4 separate regions of the Homo sapiens genome follow, and all the other regions are linked to region 4. Evidence: chromatin loops called from intact Hi-C (ENCODE). Cell type or tissue: ascending aorta. All regions are shown on one strand. Region 1 has its middle 18 kb from the start of LINC01422. Region 2 has its middle 120 kb from the start of LINC01422. Region 3 overlaps LOC105372981 (a long non-coding RNA gene). Region 4 has its middle 120 kb from the start of LINC01638.

Evidence for each region. A loop is a pair of places that touch in the nucleus more often than their neighbours do. Peaks named below come from ENCODE experiments on the same cell type or tissue, not always from the same donor. Only the 100,000 strongest peaks of a DNase experiment are listed, where the experiment ranks them.
Region 1: a loop joins it to region 4, with 6 times the contacts of the local background. A loop is called at or near these places in 6 of 110 quality-filtered maps.
Region 2: it touches region 4 in a loop (4-fold over the local background); 4 of 110 quality-filtered maps call a loop at or near these places.
Region 3: it touches region 4 in a loop (1.9-fold over the local background); 2 of 110 quality-filtered maps call a loop at or near these places.

What each region holds. Positions count from the first base shown.
Region 1 is chr22:26,883,052-26,888,051 of GRCh38, reverse strand. It overlaps the pseudogene RPL15P22. Among named protein-coding and RNA genes, the nearest start is that of LINC01422, 18 kb to the left of the region's middle. In ascending aorta, no CTCF peak of the experiment used is centred here; DNase peaks (open chromatin) are centred at 541, 1,635, 1,811 and 2,901; H3K27ac peaks cover 3,745 bases.
Region 2 is chr22:27,017,793-27,022,792 of GRCh38, reverse strand. No RefSeq gene overlaps it. Among named protein-coding and RNA genes, the nearest start is that of LINC01422, 120 kb to the right of the region's middle. RefSeq lists an enhancer at 2,095-3,294. In ascending aorta, no CTCF peak of the experiment used is centred here; a DNase peak (open chromatin) is centred at 2,782; H3K27ac peaks cover 4,199 bases.
Region 3 is chr22:27,509,877-27,514,876 of GRCh38, reverse strand. The region is part of intron 1 of LOC105372981 (a long non-coding RNA gene); the gene reads left to right. Among named protein-coding and RNA genes, the nearest start is that of LINC02554, 200 kb to the right of the region's middle. In ascending aorta, no CTCF peak of the experiment used is centred here; a DNase peak (open chromatin) is centred at 2,176; H3K27ac peaks cover 2,034 bases.
Region 4 is chr22:27,103,665-27,108,664 of GRCh38, reverse strand. No RefSeq gene overlaps it. Among named protein-coding and RNA genes, the nearest start is that of LINC01638, 120 kb to the left of the region's middle. In ascending aorta, no CTCF peak of the experiment used is centred here; DNase peaks (open chromatin) are centred at 684, 1,446 and 2,904; H3K27ac peaks cover 4,734 bases.

The sequences.
Region 1 (5,000 bases), 220 kb after region 4:
TAGACCAAGATGGGCAGTCACCATACACCATCATTCCTGCCACAGAACCTTTGCACATGCTGCCCTCCCTACTCCGCACTCACCTGTCTAATTGGACCTGAAGCTTCAGCATCCCTTCTTTAGGGAAGCCTCTTCCAATACACCAATTTAGTCAGATCCCTTGTTAAGCATTCTGCTACAACTTGTTTCATTAGGGGCACTAATTTAGATTTCTAAATACATACTCAATTGTGTCTGTATTTGATTAACTCTCTGTTTTGAACAGGATATAAACTCCATGAAGTTAGAGACTGTGTCTCTTTTTGTTCACTCTTTATCCCCCACATCTGGCACATAGTAAAGCATTCCACAAATGCGGCATTGGAATGCATGAATAATTGCTGACCTCTCCCTGGAGGGCTCAAAATAGAAACCTTCTGATGTGAGAGGACATTTCAATGTGGTCTAGAAGAATAAGTAAAGAATTAGACTCCGGTCTGGCGGCAGCCATCAGATAAGCCAAGATGGGTGCATACAAGTACATCCTGGAGCTATGGAGAAAGAAGCAGTCTGATGTCATGCGCTTTCTTCTGAGGGTCCGCTGCTGGCAGTACCGCCAGCTATCTGCTCTCCACAGGGCTCCCCGCCCCACCCGGCCTGATAAAGTGCACCGACTGGGCTACAAACAAGGCCAAGCAAGGTTACGTTATATATAGGATTCGTGTTCGCCGTTATATATAGGATTCATGTTCGCCGTGGTGGCTGAAAACGCCCAGTTCCTAAGGGTGCAACTTACAGCAAGCCTGTCCATCATGGTGTTAACCAGCTAAAGTTTGCTCGAAGCCTTCAGTCCGTTGCAGAGGAGCGAGCTGGACGCCACCATGGGGCTCTGAGCGTCCTGAATTCTTACAGGGTTGGTGAAGATTCCACATAAAAATTTTCTGAGGTTGTCCTCATTGATCCATTCCATAAAGCTATCAGAAGAAATCCTGACACCCAATGGATCATCAAACCACTCCACAAGCACAGGGAGATGCGTGGGCTGACATCTGAAGGCTGAAAGAGCCCTGGGCTTGGAAAGGGCCATAAGTTCCACCACACTGTTGGTGGTTCTCGCCGGGCAGCTTAGAGAAGGCGCAATACTCTCCAGCTCCACCGTTACCGCTAATATAATTAAAGTTTGTAAAATTCATACCTAATAAACAATTTAGGACAGTCAAAAAAAAAAGAACGGGACTCCATGGAGAAGCGGATGAACAGCTTTCAAAGTGGAGGGAATTGCAGTGCGCAAAAGGAAATGTTGGGCCACAGCAAAAGCAGTCATAGAATGGCCTGGAGTTGAATAACTGGAGCACCAAAGTGTGGGAGTGAGCTGGAGGGGGCAGGTCAGGTTGGAAAGCCTTGAGTGCCCAGTGAAGGCCTGACTCTCAAAAAGCAACAGGGAGCCACGGAGGACACTTACCATTGGGTGCCTTTGAGGGCCATGGTGCTGGAGGTAGAATACAATCCCCACCTCCTCCAAGTAAACCTAGAGTCTGCTGGCAACAGCAGCTTGTTAAGCTTTTCTTACTTGGAACACAAATCTATTTTTTATTTTTCTTTCTAATTTTTTAGAGATGAGGTCTCGCTCTGTCACCCAGGCTGGAGTGCAGTGGTACGACCATAGCTCATTGCAGCCTCAAATTCCTGAGCCCAAATGATCTTCTTGTTTTTGCCTTTTGAGTAGCTGAGACTACAGACATGCGCCACCATCCCTGGTTAATTTTTAACCTATTTTTGTAGAGATGTGATCTCACTACACTGCCCAAGCTGATCTAGAACTTGTGGCCTCAAGCAACCCTTTTACTTCAGCCTCCCAAAGTGCTGAGATGACAGACAGGAGCCACTGTGTTCAGCCACAAATCTATTTTTAATGAAGGCTGGGCATGGGGGTGAGCACAGCCACATCTGAAGCACTTCTGTTCCCTGAAGGGTAGTTTGAGAACCACAAACACAAACATGGCTATTTTTTAAAGCTCTATCCAGGGCTTTCCCCATCAGCTATGGCCTACAGAAAGCAGTTGATGTACTAAGGTCACCCAGCCAGGAATCAAGCCCTGATCCTCAGTCCTGTGTCCTCCCATTGTGCTACTCTGCCTCCTGAGTAGGGCCCGGGAGAGGACACCAGTGGCCCTTCAGAGGGGGTCTTATCTAGCCCTGGAACCAGACAGAGCTATACCTGTCCCAAGTGATGGGCAGCTCTCACCATTCCCATGCACGCCAAGGGAGGGGGCAGAGCAATTGTCCTTGATGACCCAGTGTCCCCCCAAAAAATCACACCTCCCATTCCCAGAGCATTTCCTGTGATCCTTCTTCCAACTGAAACCCACATCAACTCTTGGAGCTGGTCATCATTCTTCTTTTTTATTTTAACAGTAAGGGAACTGAGGCTCAGAGAGGTTTGGTAACTTGCCCAAGGTCACACAGCTTGTGAGTGGCTCAATCCAGATTTGAACACAGATCTGACTCCAGAACTTTTTAACCCTGCACTAACCACTGCCAAAAGAAAAATAAAGTGTGTCCTGGGGAGAGCTCCCTTTCTCTGTGGAGACTTATAAGAAAGAAAAAAGGCAGGCATCTTCCAGTCTGAGATGAGTGGAAGAGAGTCCCACCAGACTCAGTGGAAGGACACGATGACTCCAATAGGTCTGCCATCCCTCAGATTCTATTTGCAGGGCTGTCCCTGTCAGGACAGATGAAGCATCATCCAGTTAGGCAGGCTGTCCACCTGGCTGTCAGCACAGCATCATTTATAATGCCTAAGCCATAACCAGGCTGTGATGAAGACTTCAGCCCTGGCTCCTCGGCAGGGAATGCAGTTGACTTTGGAACCAGCTGTCCTGGCATGCCCAGTACAGCAAATGTGGCTTAGACGTGAGCCCCAGTCTGAGGACTTAGGGTCAGCCACAACTCCTGCCACAGGCAATCTGGCACCGAGAGAGATGGTGGTGGCCAAATTGTTCATACGGGGCCATTTGTGTGTCTGAGAGCCGCAAGCGCTTGTCCAGTAGTTCAGATGATGGAATGTGTATTTCTCGTAATGGAAAGTGGAGTCCAACAAATGTATTCTTCATGACTCAAGACAGAGAATTGCTTTAAGAACTGGTCACTCTCTCACTGAATCTTCACAACAACCAACGAGGATGTCTTCTATGCCCCACGATCCCCACTTTGCAGTTGAAGAAACTGAGTGTCAGAGAGAGAAAAGGCCTGGTTGAAAACTCACCAGTGGTGGCCCAGAATAAGCTACCTTCCTACGTGGCAACCCACTGCTCAGCATACGAGGCTGCCGTAGCTGGAGCCTTCAGTCAAAGTTAGCCCCTTCCAGTCTTATTTCTGCATCAGGTTCTCCACTAAACTGTACATTCCTTGGGGACAGGGATCACATTGCTTTTAGCTCTCTACCCACGCATCCTGGGAAACAGTGGGTGTCCAAATGATTGTGATTCTCACAGTGTGTTGTACCCTAATTATTTATATGTATAAATTCATACTTCCACCAGATCAATCATTTGCAGGCTTATTTGAGCTAAAGAACCATAGTAAAATACAAAACAAATGGTGGTTATTTGACAATTATGCCAATGAAATTATCACAAGAGAGGGTATTATCCTACAAGGGATCCAGAGAGAGTTTTGAAATTTTCTGGTCCACAGAGGCTGCTGTCCCCAAGTCACTAAAAGAAAATGCTGAACAAGGAAACTCAGGGAAAAAAATATAGTAGGTATTTATGCATCCTCAATTATATGTCAGATATGGTGGAAGTGCTTCACATGTGTCAACTCAATATTTATCCCCAGAACAGCCCTAGAGTCAGTAATACATCCCTCACTTTATGAACAAGGAAACTGAGCCCCAGAAAGGTGGTATGACTTGCCCAAGGGCACACAGATAGTAGGTGGCAAAGCCAGGAGTCAAACCTAGGTCCGTCTGTGGGCCCTCCTGACAATCCTCCTCAGCCAGGTCCCCAAAGGGGATAAAACGCTACTGACCTCCAAAACTGAATAAGCTTCACAAACTTCTAGTCATTTATACGTTTAAACTATATTTTCTTGATGCCCATCTAAAGGTACTGAAGGGAGATGAATTTGACACCGTTTCTGCCCCCAAGCACTCACAATCTAGTTCAGATGAGACCAGTAACTCCATAAAATAAAGTGTGAGGATTCAGGGGCCAGAGAGGGGAGGCGGCTTTAATTCCTGAGTTTCAGTTACCTCACACACTGAGGAGATTTGGAGAGGCTATAATTTCAAGAGTTCCATTAAACACGAATGGTAAACAAATAGACATTTAAGAGACATTATTTTGGTCTTCTGTCCAAAGTACCTTACCTTCCTTAGACAAAAGAGTTGTTGAAACAGTTTATTAAATTGCGCTAGATTGAATTTCATTGGGTTGTGGGACTATCTTGTGCTGGGAGTTGTGCTGACTTGGATTGGCTTGTATTGGGTTGACTTAGGTGGCTGAGAAGTGGTCTGTTGCATCATGTTGAAATGTAATTTGTTGGAATTTGTTGGGTTCAATGGTTTTTGCTGAATAAGGTCAAGTTGAATGGGGTTGTATTGTGTCGGTGGTGAGGTTGTACTAAGTTGGGTTATGTCGGTTTATTTCAGTTGAATTGATGTGGATTGAATTGGGTTAAGTAGATTTCGTTGGGTTTAGTTGGCTTGGCTTGGCTGGAATGAAACTGATTGGTATCCATCTATTGAGAAGGGTGTAGAGCCATTTCCTGTCCAACAAATAGAACTGCTCTGGAAAGCTCTATATTTTAGGGCCAAAACCCACAATGGATGGAGCCATTTTGCATTTGAGGAAGTATGACCCAAATAAATGGTCTTTCCATCTCTGCTAAAATCTAGTTTACTGGCTGCAGAGATGGCAATGAGGTATTAGGGGGTGGATATTGCAAAGGTCACACGGTTTGTATGCAATTCTGGCATCTCTGTCGGTCCTATCCTATTCATCAATTTGCAAAGCATC
Region 2 (5,000 bases), 86 kb after region 4:
GTCAAGAGGCATTTTTTCTCTCCCTCATAAGTGTTCTTTGTTCATTCTGGAACTGAGCGGTGCATGACCCCTTCTCTCTCCAGCCCTGTCATGTCCCCTAGGAAGTGAGCAGTGCCTTGAAATCAGAGTGGCTGCAAAGACGATGGTTGTAGTAATGAGGCTTTGAGGATACAACCGGGTCTCCCTCTGCATGGCCCTCAGTATGCTAAGCCCACCCAGGAGGGTGGCCTGACAGGTGTCCCCTGGAACTGTCAGAATTCCAGGGTGATTGTAAGGACTGGCCATTCCTAGGGCTGGTGCTCAGAAGAGAATCAGAGTGCAGGGCTTATGACTCACACCGATGATGATCATATGGTAATGTAATAATTAGCCAACTTCACCAGCAATGCCTTGTCCTGATGCCTTTAAATATCCACATCATTTCATTATTTTTAAACTCTGGAAAAACCATGGTCCCAAGGAAAGATATGTCATTAATTCACTCACTGAGAACATGGGTATTTGATTTTCCCCACTTGCCCTTAGAATGGACTTGGTGGGCATTGAGTGGTCTATTTGGCAGATAAGGATGCTGAGATCAAAGGGCTTCCTTTAGGCCAGTGAGTGGGCTTACAAGGAGCTCAAACCATGTCTCCAGTTCTTATGTCAATCCTTGCTGTCCTTTGGCCAGAGAAGAATGAGCAAAATGAACTACATCCTGTTCCACCACCCTGTCCCAGGACCAGTCCATGACCATTGCCAGCACATCATGTGAGCCCACTGTGAGATCCAATCCGTACACAAAGGTGCTGGTTCTGGATCCAACCCATACAACAAAAATGTGGTCCAGGGACCAGCAGCATCCTCCCACATGAGAGCTTGCTAAGAATGCAGCGTCTCTGGCCTCAGCCCTGCTGAATTGGAGTCTGCCTTTTAACAACATTCCCAGGTGATTTGTGTGTACGCTGAAGTTTGAGAAATACTGTTTTAAGGAAAACTTATGCCCTACACTTACTATGTGAATTCTGGATGAGTCTGATGATCAAAGGCAGCTTCTACTCCATGAAATATGGTACCAGGTAGCATCTGCTGGGACTAAGTGTGAGTGCTGTTTGACTGCTCTTCACCCATCCTGACACATCCTATGAGATGGGCACTGTGGATGTACCCATATTACAGGTGAGGACGCAGAGACATGAAGAGGTGAGGGGACTTGCCAGAGGTGGGACAGCCAACAAGCAGCACAGCCAGAAATGGAACCCAAGCAACTGAGTCCCCTTTCGGGCCAATGATCCTGAAGCTTGAGCATGCATCAGAATCGCCTGAAAAACTCATGGGAGTGTAGATTTCTGAACACCAACCTAAAGATTCTGATTCAGAGGTGGACCTCAAAATGTGCCTTACTAACAAGTTCTCAGGCAGCAATGCCGAGGTTGCAAATACGGGGCCCACGCTTTGAGAACAGCTGCTCACTGGCGGTTCATCACCTGTGTTAAGAAACTAGCTGGTTTTGTGATCAACTCCAACCAGATATGATTGAGATTTGAGTCAGTGCCCCTGCCCTAAAAAGAAAAAGAAAAAAGGTGTATGGATGTGGGTGTGGGGGATGGTGTATTCATAGGGAATCACCAATAACTAAAACACAAAGAGGGCATGGTGGTCCACAGAAGGGAAAATTGCCTTTTGATGATCCCCAGCTTAGTGGCATGAGCTGTCCCCGTGCTCCTCATTGCCATGGCTAATTGAGAGTATATTGCAGCATCATTGCTGTAATAATCCTTTCCATTATTTAACCTGGACAATGCATGGTGTTATAATGAGTTTCCAGCGTCTGGTCATTAAACCAATATTTACAAGGCCCGGCCTGTCCTGGCCGGGTTCGGTGCAGAACACTGGAGACCAGGAAGATAAGGCACTGATCTTCCTGTCTTTCAACAACTCCCAGGTGGCCAGCTACACCCCTCCATTTGGGGCAGGTGGGTGGAAGGGAAGATGTGCATAATTCTGGAAGAAAAAAGGGGGGTCCTGAAAAGAATTCACAGCTGAAGTGACCTGGTAATATTTGAATGTTACTTTCTTGTCGTTGTATGCTGTTTGGAAAAAGTGTATCTGTAAGTGGACTAAAAATACACACAATTTTAAAATACAAAATTGAAAGTGTAACTTCCAAAGTTCTTCCCCCCAAGGATAATCACTTAACATTTGGTGGGGGGCAAATATCGTTTTAGATATCTCCTTCTATTTTCCTCTCTTCCTCCCCATCTGTCTCCTCTCTCCTTCCCTTCTTTCCTTTCCCCTCACCTCCCCTCTCTTCCCTTACTCTCTCTCTCAGCCTTCCCATCTCTCTCTGCTTGTCTCTTCCTCTCTTTCTTTATCCCTCTTATCCCCTCCCCTCTCCTCCTCTCCCCTCTTCTGTCTTTCTCTTCGCCCCTTTGTCTTCCTCCCTTTCTTTCCCCTCCTATCCTCTCTTCTCTGTCTGCCTCCCTATCTCCCTCCCATTCTCTCTCCCCCCACCTCTCTTTCTGCTTCTCTCCATCACATACAGGTATATGACTAGATGCAGCTCTGCATATTTGAGAGCAGTGGTGGAAAAAGACTAGAAGTCCATCAGGCAGTCAAGAGCCAGAAGGGTGTCGGGGCAAAGGGATACTATATGGTAAGGAGCATAAAGCGACCTGTGGAATGACAGCCCTAAAGAACTAACCCAAGTGTCGAAGAATGAGGGGATTCTCAGCAGGTGAGTCAGCAGGGCCTGGATCACGGTGTGCAGTTTGCACTTTACCCTAAAAGGAATGGGAAGCCAGGGAAGGTTCTAAGCAGGAGAAAGGCTTGGTCTTTTTGCCTTTTAGGGAGACCTCTCTGGTAGCTACTGTTGGGTCAGACTGAAAGGAGAGAAGCCAGAAGCCATGAAGCTGGCTGCATCAGATTCATCATAGCTAAGAAATTTTAAAAGAAAAATGACAGGATGCCAAGGGAGGTGTGTTTTGGTGCTGGGCATTTTCCGATCAAGAGAAAATAGAGCCCTGAAAGATATTTTCCTTCTGCAAACTCCAAGGAGGGAAAGAAAGAAAGAAAGAAAGAAAGAAAGAAAGAAAGAAAGAAAGAAAGAAAGAAAGAAAGAAAGAGAAAGAAAGAAGAAAGGAAGGAAGGAAGGAAGGAAGGAAGGAAGGAAGGAAGGAAAGAGAGAAAGAAAGAAGGAAAGAAAGAGAGAGGAGGGAGAGAGAAAGAAAGAAAGAAGAAAGAGAGAAAGAAAGAAAGAAAGAAAGAGAAAGAAAGAAAGAAAGAAAGAAAGAAAGAAAGAAAGAAAGAAAGAAAGAGAAAGAAAGAAAGGAAGGAAAGAAGGAAGGAAGGAAGGAAGGAAGGAAAAAAATAATTCCCAAACTCCCCCGTGTTTGTCTCTTTATCTCTATGATATTCAATTTCCTTATCTGTAAAATATATTTAAAATTCCCATTTAGCAAAGTGTTCAAACAGCAAATGGGTGCCCCTGGATTTTGCAAATTATAAAGTTCTTAACCAACAAGCAACCGTGGCTGTTGCTGTTGTCCTGTGGTTGATTGTATTTGTAGCTCTTTACATACTTCACAGAAGTTCTCACCACCTGCCTTATGCTTTCATAATTGTATATCTTTCAGCTTCTGCCTCTAGAGCAGCACTGTTTCTAATAGAACTTTCTGTGATGACGGAAACTTTGCATATCTGAGCTGTCCAATATGGGAGCCACCAGTTTCATGTGGAACCCTTGCAGTGTGACTGATGTGACTGAGAAACCACATTTTACATTTTATTTAACTATAATTAATATACATTTAGATTTAAATAGTCACAAATGTCTACCACATTGGACAGCACAAACCTAGAAAGAAAGACCATTGAAAACATGGACTATGTCTTACCTGCCTTGCAATCCCTGCTTTACAATGGATGGATGGATGGATGGAAGAATGGATGTGTAGATGAGTGAATAGATGAAGGGATATATGAGTGGGTGAGTAGAAGGATGAATGTGTAGATGGGTGAATAGATGGAAGAATGGATGGGGGGGTGGATGGATGGATACATGAGTGGGTGAGTGGAAGAAAGGTTGGGTGGACGGGTGAATGGATGGATAGATAGATGAATAAGTGCATGGAAGGATGGATGGATGGATGGATGGATGGAAGAATGGTTGTGTAGATGGGTGAACAGATGGATATATATATGAGTGGGTGAGTAGAAGGATGAATGTGTAGATGGGTGAATAGATGGAAGAATGGATGTGGGGGTTGATGGATGGATGTGTGAGTGAGTAAGTGAGTGAGTGAGTGGGTGAGTGGAAGAATGGTTGGGTGGATGGGTGAATGGATGGATAGGTAGATGAATAAATGAATGGAAGGATGGATGGATGAGTGGGTAGGTGGAAGAATGGGAGGATTGGAGGATGGGTGGAAGGGTGGGTGGACGGATATATGTGTGAGTGAATAGAAGGATGGATGGGTACAAGGGGGGATGGATGGATGGATGCATGGATGGATGGATGGATGGATGGTTATAACAGGTGCTTACTAGCATGGCTGAAAGGGCTCCCAAATCAAACTAAAAACATCTGGTTGATGTCTTCACTCCATCACATACAAGTTGAATGACCTAAAACAAACTATTTTACATATCATAGCCTCAGTTTCCTCATCTGTAAAATAATTCTAATCTCAGAAGGCTGTCATGAGGGTGAAATGAGATCATTTATGTAATAACACTATACAACATATAACGGACTGTACAAATGTAGGGCATCACTATTATGTTTCATGCCCATTGAGCAATTGAGTAAATGAAGCAGTTGCTCCTGATGGATAGTAGATCCTTGATAAATGTAATAAATGAAGGCAAAAATGAGTAAACCATTAGTTACAATATGAAGCACAAGCCAAGAGAGGGAACCATAGTTTCTAGGAATAACGTGAGTAATGGATTTTTAGGAAACTGCTGAGGGGGGCAATTGGAGAAAGACACGGGTGAGTCTGGTGGAGAAGGAAGGGTTA
Region 3 (5,000 bases), 410 kb before region 4:
TTCGCCATTTTATAGGGAAGGAAAATGAGACTTGGAGACCTCAAGTGGTTGGACATGCAATTCCTGCAGAAGGCCACCCGCAAATCTCTGGCTTTCTCTTCACTGGACAAAACCCATCAGAAGGTGACTGAGTGAGGATGATGTCATTAGAATCCACACTAAATGAAATGAAAAAGAAACTAAGTCATTCTAAAATGTCAGCACTTGAACTGTTATTGGCAACCGATAGCTTGGAACAGAGTTCACAGCCAGACGTATCAGGGTGGGCCTTGGTCATCATCTGTTTACATCAGAAATGATGCTGACATCCCCAGGGCCTCAGAGACACAAGGGGCTTAGGTCAGGTAAATTTGAGTGGAAGTTTTGTGGCAAGAGCAGGGGTCTGTGGATGGCAATGCAGGCTCTGAGATGGGCTTGCTGTGTGGCCTCAGGGGAGTCACTTGACTTCCCTGGGTCTCAATCTCATTTGTAAAATAAAAGGGTTTGGACCAGAAAATATGTAAGGTCCCTTCTGCTGCCTCATCTAAGACAGGGTATCGTATATGCTGGTTAAGAGTGGGCATTGGAATCTGGAAGACCTGGGATTAAGTCCTGATAAAAACTCTAGGCCCTAAGAGGCTTAGGAACAAACAAAGCAAACAAAAATCAACACAAAAAAAAATGGGGATGGGTGAGTAAGGGAGTAATAATATATTGGCCGAAGTGGTTGGTATTAGCTTCAGGAATGGATTGATCCAGATGCTTACACAGAACTCCCATGAGAGTATCCATTGGTTTCATTGGCTCTGACTGAACTATAGTACCTCCCAGAACCAGTCACTATGACTGAGAGAATTGTGGAAGCAACTAACCTAAGGCAATTATGACCCACATATTCTGTGTGGGTGAGATTAGAACAGGTCTTTCTGAAGGGATATAATGATACCCTCGGCTGAAGAAGAGGTGGATGGATGCTAGGGAGGTAAAAACATTCACTGCAGTGAGTGGTGGTCTGTCTGAGACTTCATTTTTCCATATGTAAAGTGGGGATAATTCTTACATTTGCCTTTTTATGGCTCACTTAAAATCAACTTACTCCTCCCAATTTTCCTGTCTCCTTGTAATTAGGCAGAGGGCATGTGACTTCCCAGCAAAGGGTGGTGCATGCATGATCAGGTGTGAGTTCTTTCTGCATTCTCTTCCCTCTATAGTGAACAGGATGCCGAGATAGTATTGAGATAGTAGAGCCATGAGATGGACTCAGATTGGATCACTGAGTCACAGCATGGAGCACAGCTACCCTGGAGAGTGACCAGGCTTCCATTAGACTTTGTTTGAGCAAGAAATGAACCTTTTTGTAGTAAGCCACTGAGGTGTTCAGACATACTTGTTATTAAGCATAGCCTAAGCTACCCCAGCTAAACCTTTATGTGACTTTCTTTGTTCATGGATGTCTTTCCATGCCTGACATGTAGACCTAGCTCATTCTTTTACATATCTGCATAATATTCCATAGTATGGTGACACCTTGACTTATTTAACCAGTCCCCTTTACATCATTCTTGCATTATTGGCAGATTTCATTATGACAAACAATGGTGTATAAACAATACCATTGTATTCTTATACTTCCTCATACATCTTTGTGCACGTTGAGTTTGTGCCAGTAGTATTGCTTGGTCAGGAGCGTGCACATTTAATACTGGTTTTTACTCCCACTAATAATTTTTGAGACAGCCTGTTTGCTCTACCTTTGTTAATGAAGAATATTATTGATGTTTCCATTTTTATCAGTGTGATAGACAGAACAGGGTGTCTTATGTTAATTTGGGTTTCATAGCAAGTTTTTGGTCAGGTTGGATTTTTCAGACATCCTGCCAGCTTCACCCTACTTGTTCCAGAGAAAAAGACTGGGCTGACACTGCAAAGAGAAAGAGAGAGATACATACAGGTGACAAGATGATGAGGCAGAGACTGGGAAGAGAGAGAGAGAGAGAGAGAGAGAGAGAGAGAGAGAGAGAGAGAGAGAAAGAAAGGAAGGCACCCAGTCCCCTGTTTCTCTCCAGATTCACACACCAGCCCCCTGTCAGTCTTACTCAAGCAGGGCTCAGATCCTGAAGTGGGACCCCCATCACCTCTGTGGCCAATAGCGGGGGGGCCAGCCAACATCTGGGTTTGCACTGGGACAGGGGAGGGTTGTTGGCTCAGTTCCTCTTGGCCTGAAGCCACGAGCCTAGCTTGTTTGTATAGTCCTTCAGGCTTCTTCTCCATATCTTGGTGTTTTTGGCTCTAAGCTAGCTCCCTCCCAGCCAGGGGAGGAGATAATTCCACTCGATCTGGGCCTCTGAGGCACTGGGAAGGACGTCAGGAAATAGCAGGAGCATTACGCACCTCTCTACCCTCCACCGTCCAATCTCATTTTCATAATGTGTGGAAAAGGAACGGGGTTGCAGAGGGAGGCTTGAACACTTGGAGTTGCTTCCTGTTTTCTCTCGAATCAGTCCTTTTCCCCAAGACGCCGCTGCTGGGCCTGTTGAACCCTGCCTTCTGGTAGGTGTGTGCGTCGCATGTCTATGCATGCCCATGCAGATGTGTGTGTGTACATGTGGGTTACGTACTCAACGAGCCAATCAACAAACAGACCTAGGAGAACCCTGGAGAGGGACTCCTTCTTTCCTTGAACATGCTCTTTACTCTTGCAACCTCCCAAGAAAGAAAAAAAGGAGTTAGCTTACGTGCCTCTTCTTCCAAAGGTCAGTCACCAATAGTAGTTTCCTAAGGTGTCTGGGTAAAGCCTTCCCAGATGCCACAGGGACCTTCTTTGTCATATTCACATCTACACCTACCATGTTGAGTCCAAGACTCAGTACATAGTAAGAATGAATCCATTAATCAGGGCTAACACTTTAATTATAGAACAGAGAACAATATGGTCCAGAGAGGACAAGGACTTGCCCCAAATCATGGAGTATGTCAACGGCAAGGCAAAAAAGTGGAACCCAATGTTCCTGACACTTAGTACAGTTTTATTTTATGTCATTATGCAAGATGCTCAAAGAAACTGACTATTACTGATCTCTGACTTTATAGTTTTAACTTCTTTGGAACAACCTATGAAGGAGGAATATTCGCCATGTTACTGATGGAGAAACAGGTTCAGGGAGGTTTGAGCTGGCTCCAGGTGGAGGACCCAGAATTTGTCTTGAAGTGGCTTCTTCCAAAGCTTGATGCCTGTGTTCGGTAGCACACAGAGGGCTGGTGGGGGCAGAGCCTTACCCAGCCTTGATCAGAACCTCTGAATAGGACTCTCTCACTGTTTAGGGTCTTTTAGAGAAAGAGATCAATGGCGTTCAACTGAAGCAGACTTAAAATCTACTCCTTTGGGAAGTTTTCTCTTAAGTGCAGTCTACTTTTTTCCAGAGCTCACAGAAAGTCCTCGTGCTGATCCTGGGAGAGCAACCAGCCCATGGGGGTCTGGACAGTGAAAAGCCCTTTCTGTCTAGGTATCAACAACAATTTCCAGTAGAGCCCTGGTGGGGCTGATGTGGCCCCATTGTTGGAAAACAGGGGAAATGTGAAGAGGATCACAGAGTTACTGGTGGCTTGAAGTGTGGGGCACCCATTGCAGCCACCTTGAGGACCAAACCTGCTCTGAATCTCCCATTCTCGCATCCTTCCTGTGTGACACCCACATCCATGCACACATACACAATGGGCACACACACAGCCACTCACACGCGCATGCCCTCTCCCATATCTGTGCACACACGTGAATATACACACACCCCTAAGTTCCTACAGTAGACTGGAAGACTTTGGAATCTGAAACCTTGTCTTCACCTCTCTGTGGGGTTGCTTGGTGACCTCACCAATACCCAGCTGCTTTCATCTATAAAAGGGGGTAAAATTCCCAGGGATGAGTTGAGGATACAGTGTAATATGCCCGTCTGCTCCTTAGTATTTGCTGAAGTCATTATGTGACCGTGTTGCTCTGGGCTGCTGCCCCACCTCTCGCTTTCCTCAGTAGAGCCTACTGCATCCCTTTCTCTTAGGACAGTTGCCTAGTGCACATTCCTCCAGGTGACATCTGATTGGTTCAGTTACTTCTTTCCACCTGTAAGTCCCTGGCTAATGAGTGGTTTGCACTAGGGCACACAACCATTGCTTTGTCCAATCAGTGTGTTCAGGGCCAGGACACATGATCCACCCAGACAAAGGCTACTTAGGGAAGTAGGGGTGGTGGGTAGTCTGGCACCCTGAAACAAGCCTGGGGCAGCCAGTGAGAGGTGGGATTTCAAACCCTGCTCTGTCTCCTGCTAGCTGGGTGCCTTTGGACAAGTCCCTGGCATGAAGCTGTTTTGTCATTGGCAACGTATGATGATAATAAGGACAGCACTGTTTTCCAGCACCACTGTGCACATCCAGCTGCATAATTTAATCCAGACTGCCGGCACAGGGCCTGGCACCAGATACATTTTCAGTCCATGTGGATTCCTTTCATCTCCTGAGTTCAGGCTTTGAGTAGTTTGAGCATCCTCCTCTCTATCCTTTACCCAAGACAACCACCCGCCATGGACAACAGTTTGAACCAAGAGGGTTCATCTAATTTTAAGCCCTAGTGTGTCACCAATTTATTTTGGTCCATGAACTATTGCTCGCACCTGTTGGCATCTTGGAATGCAAACTCCTTCTAATTTTAAGCACCAGCAGGGGCAGGTCTAATTTTGGGTGGCCCTTGTGCCGGGGGCTCCCAAGGGAATTCAAGCTCTGTTGTTTGGAGCACCTGGGGTGAAGTGGGTGCCTTCCAGAATAGATTAGGGTTGTGATATGTTCAAGAGGGACCCACACAGTTTGTATCCACACAACATTAACTACAATTTTCTTCAGGACTTTTATTGTGGCAGGTCTTGTTCCAAGTCAAGTGCTTTTCATGTATTATTGGATTACTTTTACTTTGAAGTGTAAATCAGCCAACACGGAGTGCTTACTATGTGCTAGGAGCTGGAGATGCAAAAATGAAT
Region 4 (5,000 bases):
TTTTGATCTGCAGGGCTGGGTGTGCCGTCTCATGGCTGAGAGCTGAAAGGCTAGACCAGAGTTCCCCAGTTCAAATTGCAGCTTCTGATCCTGGCACTGAGGATGACCTTGAGCTACTTAATCAAGTCTTGGGAGCTTCACTTTCCTTATCTGTTAAGAGAAAGGGATCATAGTATCTAGCCCAAGAGATTAGTTTGAGGATTCAAAGAGACAATGGGTGTAAAAGACTCAGCACATTGAGTTCAGTTAATGCAGTGAATATTAACAACGACAACAACAATAATATTATTAATTGCGGGAACAGAAAACTAGTCCTGAGGTTTCTTTGTGCCAGAGGTGGATACAAATTAGTTAGGAGAGCAAGCATTTTTGCCACTAGATTTCCAGACATGAGGGCAAAGAGAAACTAGTTGAGGGAGACCCCCCCCCCGTGGAGTCTTTGCAATTTTCCATCAATTGTCTGAGCCTAAAATGTTCCTAGAGTTCATAGGGTCTAAGTACCTGGAGATGCTGAGGCCCAGAGAGGGAAGGGACTTACCCCAGGTCACACAGTAGCAGATGGTTAGAGCCCAGACGTTCTTATCATGCTTGAATTAATCATTGTGGTCTAGCTTTTCTAACACAACAGCAGACTATGCCCCCAGCAAGGATGAGTCACTGATTGGCTGTGCTCAAGCCTGACCTGGGCTCAGAGCCAAGCCTGATGGAGATGAGGGATACTGGTGTGAACACTTCCTTCTGCCTACCCAGCATGTCACTTTCCCAAAGCAGGTAACTACCCATTCAGGTGTTCTGGTCCTCGTTCCTGCAAGGGTGAGTACTGGCATTTTGGCCTGCAGTTTAGAAGTGAGTGTCCCAAAGGTGAACTGATGAACCCAGGATCATACGACTCATAAGTGTGTGGACAGATGGGTGGATGGAGCTGGGTTAATTGAATGCCACTTTGTCCCAGACATATTGAGGCACATCATAAAAGTGCCACCAGCCAGAAAGACCATTCTCTAACCCAGAGACCTCTGAGAACTCATATTTTGACATTTGGCTTTATCTAACATTGAGTTGCATCATGACCTTAAGCAAGTTACTTCTGCTTTTTGGGCCTCAGTGTCCTCATCTGTCAAATGGAAGTACCATAGCATCTACCTCTCTGGGGATGATTGTGCAGACTGAGTCTGTTAATGTAAAGTTCTTTGAATAGAGTCTGATGTGCATTAACTGCTCAGTAAATGTTGGCTGCCAACTAACCCAGAGGTCACGGTTCCTGGAAAGGTGGCAAGACAGCACCCTGCAGAGGGCTGGGGCTTTGGAAGGTAAGGTACATGACCCTCAGCTGTGGACTCCCTATGTGTGTGACCATTCTCTGTTACGAGGCATGCATGGAGGCACACAGCGAACATGCACTATGCCTTCATCCAAAGGAGAAAACAAGTCAGAAGCTTCTAAGAATTTTGGTTCCATGCCCAGTAAGAAGGGCCTGTGCTGTGCCAAGCTCCCAGGCTTGGGATCATGAGCACATGCCAGCCCTTCTCTTTTTGGGTCCACTTGAAAATGATCAGAGCTGTCTGAGGGACTCTTGCAGAAACGGAGGCCAACTCCTTGCCTGTCAAGGGAAGCCTTGGGAAAAGAGGGATCCTTTCCATCTCTCTGCGCCCAGAAGAAGCATGGGTTCTGGTAGGAAGGACAGATGTACTTGATTGGAATCCCATCTCAGACACTGACCAGCTGTGTGACCTCAGGAAAGTCACTTTCCCTCCCTGACCCGCAGTTTTTGCATCTGTACAATGGGGTTACTTTGAGAATTTAGTAAGAAAGTCTTTGTGGGAGTGGGCCCCACTTTGCTTGTGGCAGAAACCTTAATGCCAAGCACAAGCTTAACCCATAAAGGGCATTTAACAAGAATGTGGCAAATGGGTGATGATCAACAGCTGAACAGGAGCCAGGGGGTATTCTAAACATTTCCTGACATCAGTTCATTTAGTTCTCACAGTGAGAGAGACTATAATGACCCCTATTTCACAAGTGAGCAAACTGAGGCTTGGGGAAAAAAGCTGAATCCCACGTCCAAGGTCACTTAGCTAGTAAGTGACAGAGCCAGGATTTGAACCCAGGCAATTTGAAACTAGAGCTTAAGCTTATAGCCACTAGGATGCAGCAGATGCAGAAAGAAGATAGAAAAGAGATGCAAAACGGACATCACCTAGACTAGCATATACATGGAATGATCAATAAGTATCTGTAAAATCAATGCATTAATTAAAAGCAAAAAAAGCACACAACAATTGCTTTATTTTCCCACTCTGCAGGGTCTCAGAGATACAGAATTGCACAGAGAGAGTCCCAGTCCACAGAGAAGGTGAAAACATAAATGATCTCGAGTGTTGCTGACTCTCACATCCAACAGAGCATCCAACAGAGGCTCACACAGGTGGCCATCTGACCAAAGCCAGCCCTCTGTAAGTTGACTTAGCCTATGTAGCATTTTAAAAAATATCTTCATTGGTCTCTGAAATTTAAAAGTTGAGATATTTCACATTAAAAAAAAAAAACAAAAAAAAACACAAGATTGCTGGTGTAGAAGAGAAAAGTGTCCTTCATTTTGCCATGTGCTGGCCTCACTTTTTATTGTACATTTCTGGCCAGTCTCCTGGGGGGCACTTGAGTTTGCAACTCCCATGTGTACAGGGCTCTGGGGTTCGGGAGGGAGAAACATAAGCATGTAGGCCAAAGACTCAGTGAAAGCCCCAGTTTTGGGAGGATTTTCTGGTCTTGCTTGGAGAAAGATGACTCACGAGGCCAGCATGTGTCTCTTGCCGAGCCAGGTTTCCTTTCCTACTTTGTTTTTATAAAGCAGAAATAGAAGTTTCCATAACGTGGTGCAACTCCACCCAGCAGGCCTTGGGAAGCCGCTGCTATCTGTGAGCGTCCAAGGGAGAGCTTTGGTTGGGAGCCTGCTATTGCTCATGGAGCTGTGAGCACAGCGGGACAGCATGTGCTCGTCTCCACTGTTGGCTCTGCCTGAAGATGGGGACTCCGTACTGCGTTCCTCCTTGGGTGAGACTGTCAAAGAGCTGGGTCCCTCAGGCCACAAAAGAGTGGGGTAGGAGAATCAGAGACTTAGTCCAGGTTCTACAACTAACCAATCCATCTATTTATCATCCATCCATCCATCCATCCATCCATCATCCATCCATACATCATACATCCATCTATCCATCCATCCATCTATCCATCCATCCATTCATCCATCCATCCATCCATCCATCCATCCATCCATCCTTTTATCCATCCATCCATCCATCCATCCATCCATCCATCCTTTTATCCATCCATCTAAGGACTGTTTATTGAGCACCTACCATGTTTCAGACACCCCATGCTATACTTTGAAGAGACAGAAATAAAATAGACACAGACTGCACTATCCTCATAAAGTCTACAGTCAGGTGGGAAAGGCAGATATCAAAAATGTAGTAATAGATGAAGATTTGGGAGCAACCAAAACGTCCATTGATAGATTGGTTAAATGCAATTTGGCTTATTCTAGCATGAGATACCATGTGGCCCTTAAATGAAGCAGATCCCTATATGGTGACAGAACAACACCTAAGTGACAAAAGTGAAGGCACAGGCAATGACTGCACTTCATGTCCATTTCTACAAAACAAGAGCCTTGGATAGGCTTTGATATATTGGTTCTTGTAGAGAAGGTCTCTGGAAGGATCTGCAGGAAATTGGGAAAAGTTGGTGTCTAGTGAGAAAGCTGGGGTACTAGGGTTCAAAGAGGTGAGAGAGTTTTTGTGCTGCTTGAATGTTTTATTTTGAATGTTTTATTTTTTGAATGTGTAATGTTTTGTCAATAATATGGCAAGGAAATTTTAGAGATGTTGGTCAAAGAATACAAAATTTCAGTTAGACAGGAGGAATAAATTCGAGGCATCTGTTGTACAGCATGGGTGACTATAGTTAATGACAATATATTGTGTACTTGAAAATTGCTAAGAAAATAGATTTGAAGTGTTCTCACTACAAATAAATGTTAAGTATGTGCAGTAATACATATGCTAATTAGCTTGGTATGGCCATTCCATAGGGTATACGTATTTCAAAATACCGTGCTATATACCATAAATGTGTATAATTTTTATTTGTCAAATAAAAAATAAGAAGATAAAGGTAGATAGATGAGAGAGAGAGAAAGAAGGAGAATAGAGAAAGATAGATATAAAGTATAAAGTGTGAGGATAAAAGAAAAAGAAAAAGCCTTTACGAGAAGTTGGGAGAGTGTTTTAAAAAGGAAATCCAGGGTGTCTTAGACATTCAGAGGAAGCTTCCCTAAAAACGCATTATTCCAGGCACTGGGAGGAGCAATAGGACCTTAGCCCCTTCCCTCCCCTTTGTGGACCTAAAGCGTTACATCTGTAAAATGGAAAGAAGGCACCTCCCAGCCCAAGACCTCAGAAACTCTAGGAAGCAGAGTTCAAATCCAGGCTGCCTTCACCACCTCACCCCAGGGCAAACTGCTTCCCCAGGGCTCCCTCTACCTTTTCCCCTCCTGTTTCCCCTTCCTGATTTGGTAGACAGACCTGATCAACACTGTGATGATCAAGAAAAAAGAAAGAAAGACAATTTGATGTATACCAAAGCTCATGGACATTAAACTCCTAAGATATGCTATGTATCTCTCTGGGGGAGGGTGAGCACCTGCACCTTTATCTCCATAACCACCAAATGAATTATGGAGGCCAAAAAGGTGAACCTATCTGTGTGGATGGCTGCCAGCTGCTGTGTTATACTAGTGTGTTATAATAATAGTAGTGGATATTTCATGAGTGCTAACTCTGCACCAAGTACTTAGCCTGTAAGATCTCACTCATTCTAAAGGCAAGTCTAGGAGAGAGGCTATTGAACCCTATGTTGAGATGAAGTATCTGGGGCTCAGAGAAATTGAGTTACTTATTCAAGTTTGCACAGCTACTAAGTGCTGCAGTGAGAACCTGAAA